Linked DNA regions of Homo sapiens: region 1 is linked to region 2. A link is an interaction called in ENCODE POLR2A ChIA-PET data of the cell type or tissue named here. Cell type or tissue: CD4-positive, alpha-beta T cell. All regions are shown on one strand.

The links. Peaks named below come from ENCODE experiments on the same cell type or tissue, not always from the same donor. Only the 100,000 strongest peaks of a DNase experiment are listed, where the experiment ranks them.
Region 1: POLR2A ChIA-PET joins it to region 2 with 13 read pairs; 10 of 35 experiments call an interaction of 5 or more read pairs at or near these places.

Annotation. Positions count from the first base shown.
Region 1 is chr2:162,061,723-162,065,722 of GRCh38, forward strand. The region is part of intron 2 of DPP4 (dipeptidyl peptidase 4); the gene reads right to left. Among named protein-coding and RNA genes, the nearest start is that of DPP4, 10 kb to the right of the region's middle. RefSeq lists an enhancer at 2,366-2,435. In CD4-positive, alpha-beta T cell, no CTCF peak of the experiment used is centred here; a DNase peak (open chromatin) is centred at 2,369; H3K4me3 peaks cover 745 bases; H3K27ac peaks cover 2,703 bases.
Region 2 is chr2:162,009,540-162,013,539 of GRCh38, forward strand. DPP4 (dipeptidyl peptidase 4) reads right to left here. Exons shown (of 26, transcript NM_001935.4): 20 at 2,254-2,448. Among named protein-coding and RNA genes, the nearest start is that of DPP4, 63 kb to the right of the region's middle. In CD4-positive, alpha-beta T cell, no CTCF peak of the experiment used is centred here; DNase peaks (open chromatin) are centred at 2,342 and 2,832; H3K27ac peaks cover 3,150 bases.

The DNA.
Region 1 (4,000 bases), 52 kb after region 2:
TTTAATTCACCAAATATTTACTTAGCACTTACTGTGTTATTCAGTGTTCTAGGCACTAGAGACATCACAGTGAATAAAGCATGAAAAACTCCTGCCCTTATGAAGCTTATATTTTAACTGGGGGAGACATAGGAACAGATAATGAGTAAGCAATGCCATATGCTAGGTGGTAACAAGTGCCATGGAGCCTTCACAATGGAAAGCCAATGAACGATGTTAAGCAGAAAAGGACATGATTTGACTTATGTTTAAATGTGGTCGCCAGCCTGGGCATGGTGGCTTACACCTATAATCCCAGCACTTTGGGAGGCCAAGACAGGCAAATCACCTGAGGTCAGGAGTATGAGACCAGCCTGGCCAACATGGCAAAACCCTGTCTCTACTAAAAATACAAAAAAAAAAAAAAAAAATTAGCTGGGCGTGGTGGTGCACACCTATAGTGCCAGCTATCTGGGAGGCTGAGGCGGGAGAATCGCTTGAAACTGGGAGGCAGTGGTTGCAGTGAGCTGAGACTGCATCGCTGCACTCCAGCCTGAGCGACAGAGCAAGACTCCATCTCAAAATAAATAAATAAATAATAAATTAAAACAATTTTATCACTATATTATTAATGGTTTTCTATTGCTATGTAACAAATCACCACAAACTTAGTGACTTAACACAGCACACATGTATCAGCTTAGAGTTCTAAAAGTCAGCAGTCCAGCCCATTTTGCTGAGTTCTCTGTTCAAAGTATTGTGAGGTTAAAATCAAAGTTTTGGCTGGAATGAGTTGTCAGCTGGAGGCTCTGGGGAAAAATTACCTGCTCCCAGGCTCACACAGGTTGTTGGCAAAATTCAGTTCATTGAGGTTGTGAGAGTGAAGTTCTCATTTACTTGTTGACTATAAGCCAGGGCTGCTCTCACCTCCTAGAGATGACCCACATTCCTGGCCATATGGCCCCTCCATCTTCCAAGTCAGCAATGGCATGTTAAATCCTTCTCATGCCTGGGATTCCTGACTGCCTGTTCTGTGACTAGCCAGAGAAACTCTGCTTTTAAACAGTTCATGTGATTCAGTCAGGCCCAAGCAGGTAATCTCCCTTTCTTAAAGCCAACTGTGCATCATAACGAAACTTAACTACAGGAAGAAAATTCATCATATCCACAATCTCAGAGATTAGTACACAGGAGCGGAGGAGAGGGTTCTTGGGGGTCACCTTAGCATTCTGCCTACCACAATCACCTTGTCTGTTGTGTTGAGAATACACCATAGGGAAGTAAGAAAAAAAAAAAGAGAGATGTTGGCAATAATTTAGGGGAAGGGCAATTGTGTCTTTGACCAGGGTAGTAGGAGATGAGGTGGTGAGGTAGGGTCAAACTCTGAGAGAATATGAAGATACAGATGATAAAACTGCCGACACATTGGATGTGACTTGTGGATGAAAGAGAGGAGTTGAGGAGAACTTGCATGGATATTGGCCTCAGTAACTACAAAAATAGAATTGCCATTTGCTGAAATAAGATGTACTAAGGGAAGACAAAGAGTTTTGGAAGATGTCAGTATGAGATGCCAATATCACATCCAAATGGAGATGTCCAGTAAGCAGTTGTATACTGCACCTAGAGCTCAGGAAAAGGTCTGGTTTGCAGGTAAAATTGGAAAGTTGCCAAGTTGTAAATGGTATTTGAGGCCATGGGAGTGGATGAGGTCATCTAAGGTGAAAAAGGAAAAGGTCTTAGGATGGAGCCCCAGAGTAGTCCAAGGTGAGAAGTTGAAGACATCAGGAAGAATACCTAAGGAGGCTGGGAAAGACTGCACAGTGAGGTAGAAGGACAACCAGGAGAGAGTGAGAGCCCCGAGGGGAGGTGGAGAAGAAGGATGACTAATTGACAGGCACACGAGACACAGAGTGAGAAGCAACTCCCAATCTGCAACACAGAGATTAGGGACCTTGACAAGAATACAGCTGTTTTAGTGGTGTGGTGGGGATAACCCTTATTCCAGGAGGCTTAAGAGAAAAAAAGGGAGAGGGGTAACAGACAGTGATAATAGAAACTCTTTAAGAAGTTTTGTGGTAAAGAGAGCAGAGAAAGGGAGTGGTAGGTTGGCAGGGATGAGGGTGGAAAAAGACAGTTTCCTTCTTATTTTTTAAGAATATGAGACACTACTGTATGTTCATGATCAAATAGAGATGGAAAAAATGATGTTGCCACATGCAAGGGGACAGCTGGAGCCTAATCTTTCAGTAGGCAAAAGGGATGGGACCCAGGGCACAAACAAAGGGCCTGGTCTTGGGTAGGAGCCTGAGCATTCATTCCTCTAACTTGGGAGGGGAGCCGATACAGGTGAATGCACTGATGAGCCGGTGAGAATTGAAGTTCTCTTCTAATGGTTTCAGTTTTCTTATCAAAACAGGAAGCCAGGTCCTTAGCTATGAATGAGCATATGGAGGAGGTGTTGGAAGTTTGAGTGGAGAGGAGATACCTGGAATAGTTCACCAGAAAAGCAAGCGAGTGAGCAGACAGGGAAAATAGGGCCAGATTGCCAGGAAGGAATAAGGGTCCACTGGCTGCTGGGTTCTGGGTTCTCCTTTCAGTACAGCCAAACCCTTTTCATTTTAAGAAAATCATTACCATGCAGAGTAATTTTTTCGCTGGAAATTTTAAAACAAAGATTTGAGTCATCAATTAGATTTTTTTTGCCCATGTTAGATTAAATTATAGCTTCTGGACCTTGTGAGGTTATTTTGTTTGCTTTTGTTATTTACTATTTTATTTTTATGGCCATTAATTATTTTAAGTCCTACTTTCCTGGGTTAACTTTAGCAGATCTAAGTTTTACCATTTTTTAAAAATTTTGCCCATCTTATTTTATGTTGACTATTTCTACCACTTTCTGCTATTATGAACTGGATGAAATGTGACAGTTTATGTGGATTTTCTAGAGGTAAATTGTCAGTAATTCCCCTCAGATGTTTCTTACCTGCTCTATTATCTCAGATTTATATTTTAACATTGCAATTCAATTATTTTCTCCTCTTGATCACTTTGGATGCCAAAAGAAAGAAAGGGCTGAGGTCAAAATGTCCTTGAGATCAGAAAGGCAGCAACAAAGCACACTGATTTGCAATAAACCCAGTTAGGAAAGAAAGTGAGGAGAAGGAAAGGAGAGAATTACAGCTCCAGATTTTTGGAGATCAGAGCTGGCTTGATGTCTGTCCTCTTTTGTTGAAAAATTAAATCTTTCTAACGTAATGAAAAGAGAGCAATAACCAAATACACGATATGCCTACATAGGCCGTCTCCCCGATTTCTGTCTTTCAGAATTTTCAATTCAACTTAGGTATTTGCCCTTCTCCTTCCATGTGCTAGCAAAAGAAGATACTTTCCAACCTGAGAAAGGTGAGTCTTGAGTAGTCTGGTTCAATCACGGCAATTCATTCTCCTTGCCGGTGATTGGTTTGGATATGGACAAGTGACACAAATGTCGCCAGTAAGATCTGAAAGTTTGCATCTGGTCAGAGGACTTATGGAAATGGTTTTCCTCCCTGATACAGCAGAACATGAATGAGGAAGAGCATCCTCTTCTGCCCTGTGAATGAGCTGTATGAGCAAGTGCTGGGTTGAGCTGCAGAAGCCATGCTCAACCATGAGATGACATACTGGAGATCAAAAGACAAAACTCCAAGGATGGCAGAGCTGAAAGGTGGAAAGGCCCCATGTTCTTGATGTGTTCAGGCCATTACATTAACAAACCCAAGAACCACTTTACTTCTGCACTTCCAATTATAAAAGATGCTAATGACAATACAGTAATAAAACGCTATCATTCAAATAACTTTTGGCCAGGTATTGGGTTCCTTGAAGCCCAAAACATCCTGATACAATCCTCATACAGCATCAGGGGGCTGTAAGTCAGTGAGGATGGACACGGAGGTGCACTGCATGCCTCAGAGCCAGTTTGGGGGCTGAAGGATTGGAAGGATAATATTAAGACCCATTAATTATTAATGCTTTA
Region 2 (4,000 bases):
TGTGTGTGTGTGTATGATTCACAGAAAACAAATCCTGGCAGTTTTTTTCACAGTTTTATACAAAAATTTGCAGCCCAGATGCACTTTTCTTTACATAATTGAATTTAAATCTCTCCAGATGTTTTTCAGTTTGGGAGAGTCTGCCCCTGCAATGGAGAAAGATAAGGGCATGAAAAACTTCTGAGTAAGGGCTTAGAAATGTCTCCGGGCCCCCTACCTGAGAACTTAAACACCATTCTCTAAATAAATCCCTTCTTATGCTGGGTGTTGATTAGTTAGCTCAGTACCGTGCACTCAATAGAAATAAATTTTTCCTTGATGGATTAAGAAGTCTTCTTTGCCACAAAACTGTGTTCAGAGATGGAATCCAGGTAAAGAAATAAGAAAAATATTGTATGCACCTATTTCTTAATATTAGCCTGACATCAAAAGAAATTTTTTTTTACTTAAAAATACCTGACAAATGGAACTCAAATTTTTAGCATTGTGGGTGGTTGCAGACCTTTGCATTAACCTATCTTGATTTTGACAGTCTTTGTGTTTTCATGTAATATGTCCTAGGTTGCCCTAAGTTAAGCAGTGCTAGAAAAAAATTAAAATAGTTTTCAACTCATCTTTTCCACGTAAACTTTGTAAAATTGAAGGAGGCAGACATACAGCAATGTGCAACAGATCATTCATGTATAATTTGATCAACCTTTACAAAGTGAATGTATCCTTGAAATCATGGCCTGTGCATATTATCAGAAGCCTCTAAGGCATTTCCCTCTTTGCAAAGGGACAAAAGGAAATGTTTTTCTTTTATTGAATTCCATAAAAATTTCACTGAACTTTTGCCTTGTTTTTATCTTTACATAAATTGCATCTTGCAGGATGTACACTTTTGTGTCCAGCTTCTTTCATTCAACAGTATATGCAATTCATCCATGTTGTTATGCTTAGCTCTTTTTAGTTGCTGCAATAGTGTGTGCCACTGTATAAACGCACTATTTCTCAATACTTATTTAACTGGGGTTGTATATAGTAGATCCTTAATTTTGTAATTTTAGGACTTTTGTTGGTCAGATTTGAGAGACCCTGGAAACTATGCCCTCTCTCATAGAGGAGCGATCTGGATAGATACAAGTTTATTTTTAAAATATCAAAGCCTCACTCTCAAACAAATGTATCCCCTGTTTATTCTAAATCTCTATTTTTTAATTGTTAAGGAAAATAGCTAATCATTAACTTTAGTAAAAGAGAATTTCTTTCCTCAGGAATCCTTAATCAATTGTCATCTTCTCCTCTCTCCATCTATTTCATCATTCATGGATCCTTCTGCATTTCCTAGTCTATGATTTCATAACATTATTTTCAACCACCCTCCCTATTATGCTTCCCCAGACATCCATGCTGTTGGTTACAGAAACTCAAAGTTACATTTCCCACATACCAGTTGAATGTAATTAAATATAAGAGTCAGAATGAGACTGGATTCAAATCCTGATTCACTTTGGCAAGCTACCTAACCTAATAGTCTCTATTTATTTAATTAAAATATGGGGTAAGAACACCCACCTCTCGGGGCTTCAGCGACAATGCCTGCAGGTAAAGCACTTCTCATGCAACATGCATCTTATGAGTAACCATCATTGATTGTTAACATCTCTTGAGCCAGATCACATCTAGTTATAGTCCCATAAGTGAAGAGCACAAGAATGAGATGTGGTTCATACGTAACAGAGCCCTTATACATAGTACCGATGATGGTTGTGCTCCACAATTTTCCCAAAATAGCAGAGTCACCCTCATCCAGACTGTAGGAGCTACTCCTAGGACTTCAGAGTTGTCACTGCCTATGACGTAAATGTACACTGAAGGAAATGTACACAGTATCCTTGACTGTGAAGGAATGGGCTTGGCTTGTTTAGTCAGATGTTTACTAGGGTACATTTATTCCTCAGTTTGTCCCCGAGTCTGATGAATTTTGATTTTCTGTTCTTAGAATGTGGTAGGACATATGCCAACTCCCTTTCTAGAGTCTCATACAGAGAGGAATTTAGGAAATGCTTTTTTTTTGAACTTCATATCAATCTATAATGTAATATATTGTTATTTAAACATAACATCTTCACTAAAACCTACCGTAAGGATAAAAGATTACAAATTCATCCCAGAACACTTTAAATTATTTACACTTTACAGCTTTAAAATGTAAATTTTAAAGGGGAAAAAAAATCAGATGACCTTTGACTTCATCTCCTAGTCACTCACCTGGCTGCTTCAATTTGATCTTCAACTTCAAATGTTCCCAGTCTTCTGTTGATTGCATGCATGATCTTATCTCCTTGGTAACCACTTCCTCTGCCATCAAAGCTAGCTACTATAATGTTTTCTGTGCTTGCAAGGTAAGTGGCCCAGTTCAGTCTGAAGACAGTGTCTGCTTTTTGACTACATGGGCCTGCATACCTATGAAAAATACCAAATTGTTAGCTTTCATGGTTTTCTGGAATCAAATGAGGAATGCTTACATTTCTCTTCTCCGTGGAGAAGTATGCATCCTTCCCAATCATGAGCCTTAAACTGTGCCAGCCTATGGGGTGTCCAGAATGAGTCCTCTAAAACTTAGCAACACAACTACCATGGTTGTATATTTCCTTCAAAGATACTTGTCAGTTTTGTCTTTGAAGATAGTTATCAAACACAGACTTCATAGGCCAAGATTTTAGAAGTATTAATGTAATCTTGGAAATCAAAGAAATAATTTCTCTAATAGTTAAGAAGGGGGAGTTGTGGTATAAAAAAAATGATGATGACAACAATAAATGCAGCTTTGGATATCTTTCCATCTCAGCTTAACACAATACTCCTGGACTGCAAGTTTATTTCCTTCTTTAAGGACTTTGACTTCTGCATCATATGCTTTGCATTTCCCATAGCACCCGGCACAGTCTTGCTCACAATGACTGTAAATCATTGTGGAATGGACTGCAGTATGAATGAATGCTAACATTTAAAACTTCAGAGGAAGAAACAGGTTGCATTGGAAAACGGGCATGTCATTGGGCATTCTATATACTAACAAGTTTAACTCCCTTGTATCTGCAATCTTCACAGGCTACCATCTACCCTACACAGAGCTGTGTGCACAATCTCTGTAAAGCTCTGTAAAGCACTCTCATTTCTGCTTGTTAATCAAGAGGAGCTCCTTATAGCTCATCTCAATTCATTTAAATATGTCATCTTTGCACCATCTACACAACTCCTGGACATGGATACTCTCCAATAACTTATTCCCTCCCCAGCCCATCTCTCCACTCATCTGCTTACTGTCCCTGCACAGGATAGGACAAGTTCTGCTTACATGCCTTTGCTAATGTTTTCCTTCTACTTAGGGAGGTCAGTCAAAAGAACTTTCGTTTTAAACAAAACACTATAACATTCTAACTTTAAACAGGAAAATGCATTCATGCATTTCTTGAGCTAGCAAATATTTTTTCACATGTGAAATGCCTTGCTCCTCTCAATTATATTAAATTTGGTAGATTAAGAGCTTGCCTTAATATTAGGTATATATATCAAGTTCCCTAACCCCAAGATTAAACAAGATTATTTTTTAAAATAGAAAAAAAAAAAAGACCCTAAAAGAGAGGAAAAGGAAAATAACTGAACAGAAATATGTATTAAATTTACCATTTTTTAAAACCTTTTCTAATGGAGATCAAATCGTTACTTACTAGGAAGTCAAAGAAGATAAAAATATCACTCAAAAGGATGCTTTTTTAGCATTGGAGCCGAAGCCTAAAACAAATTAGTGTCACGAATGAATTGACTTCATTTGTTACAATTATTTTACTTGAAAAGAAATCAGATAACACATCTGGAATTTTAAAATATGTATCTTTTCCTTTCTTTGTGCTTTTATGTGTGGTTTTCATGAAACTGTGAATATAGTGGATCAAAGCTGTGTCTGATACTAATATCTGGGTCCTGCCTTCCTCTCCCCACTTTTTTTTTCTCG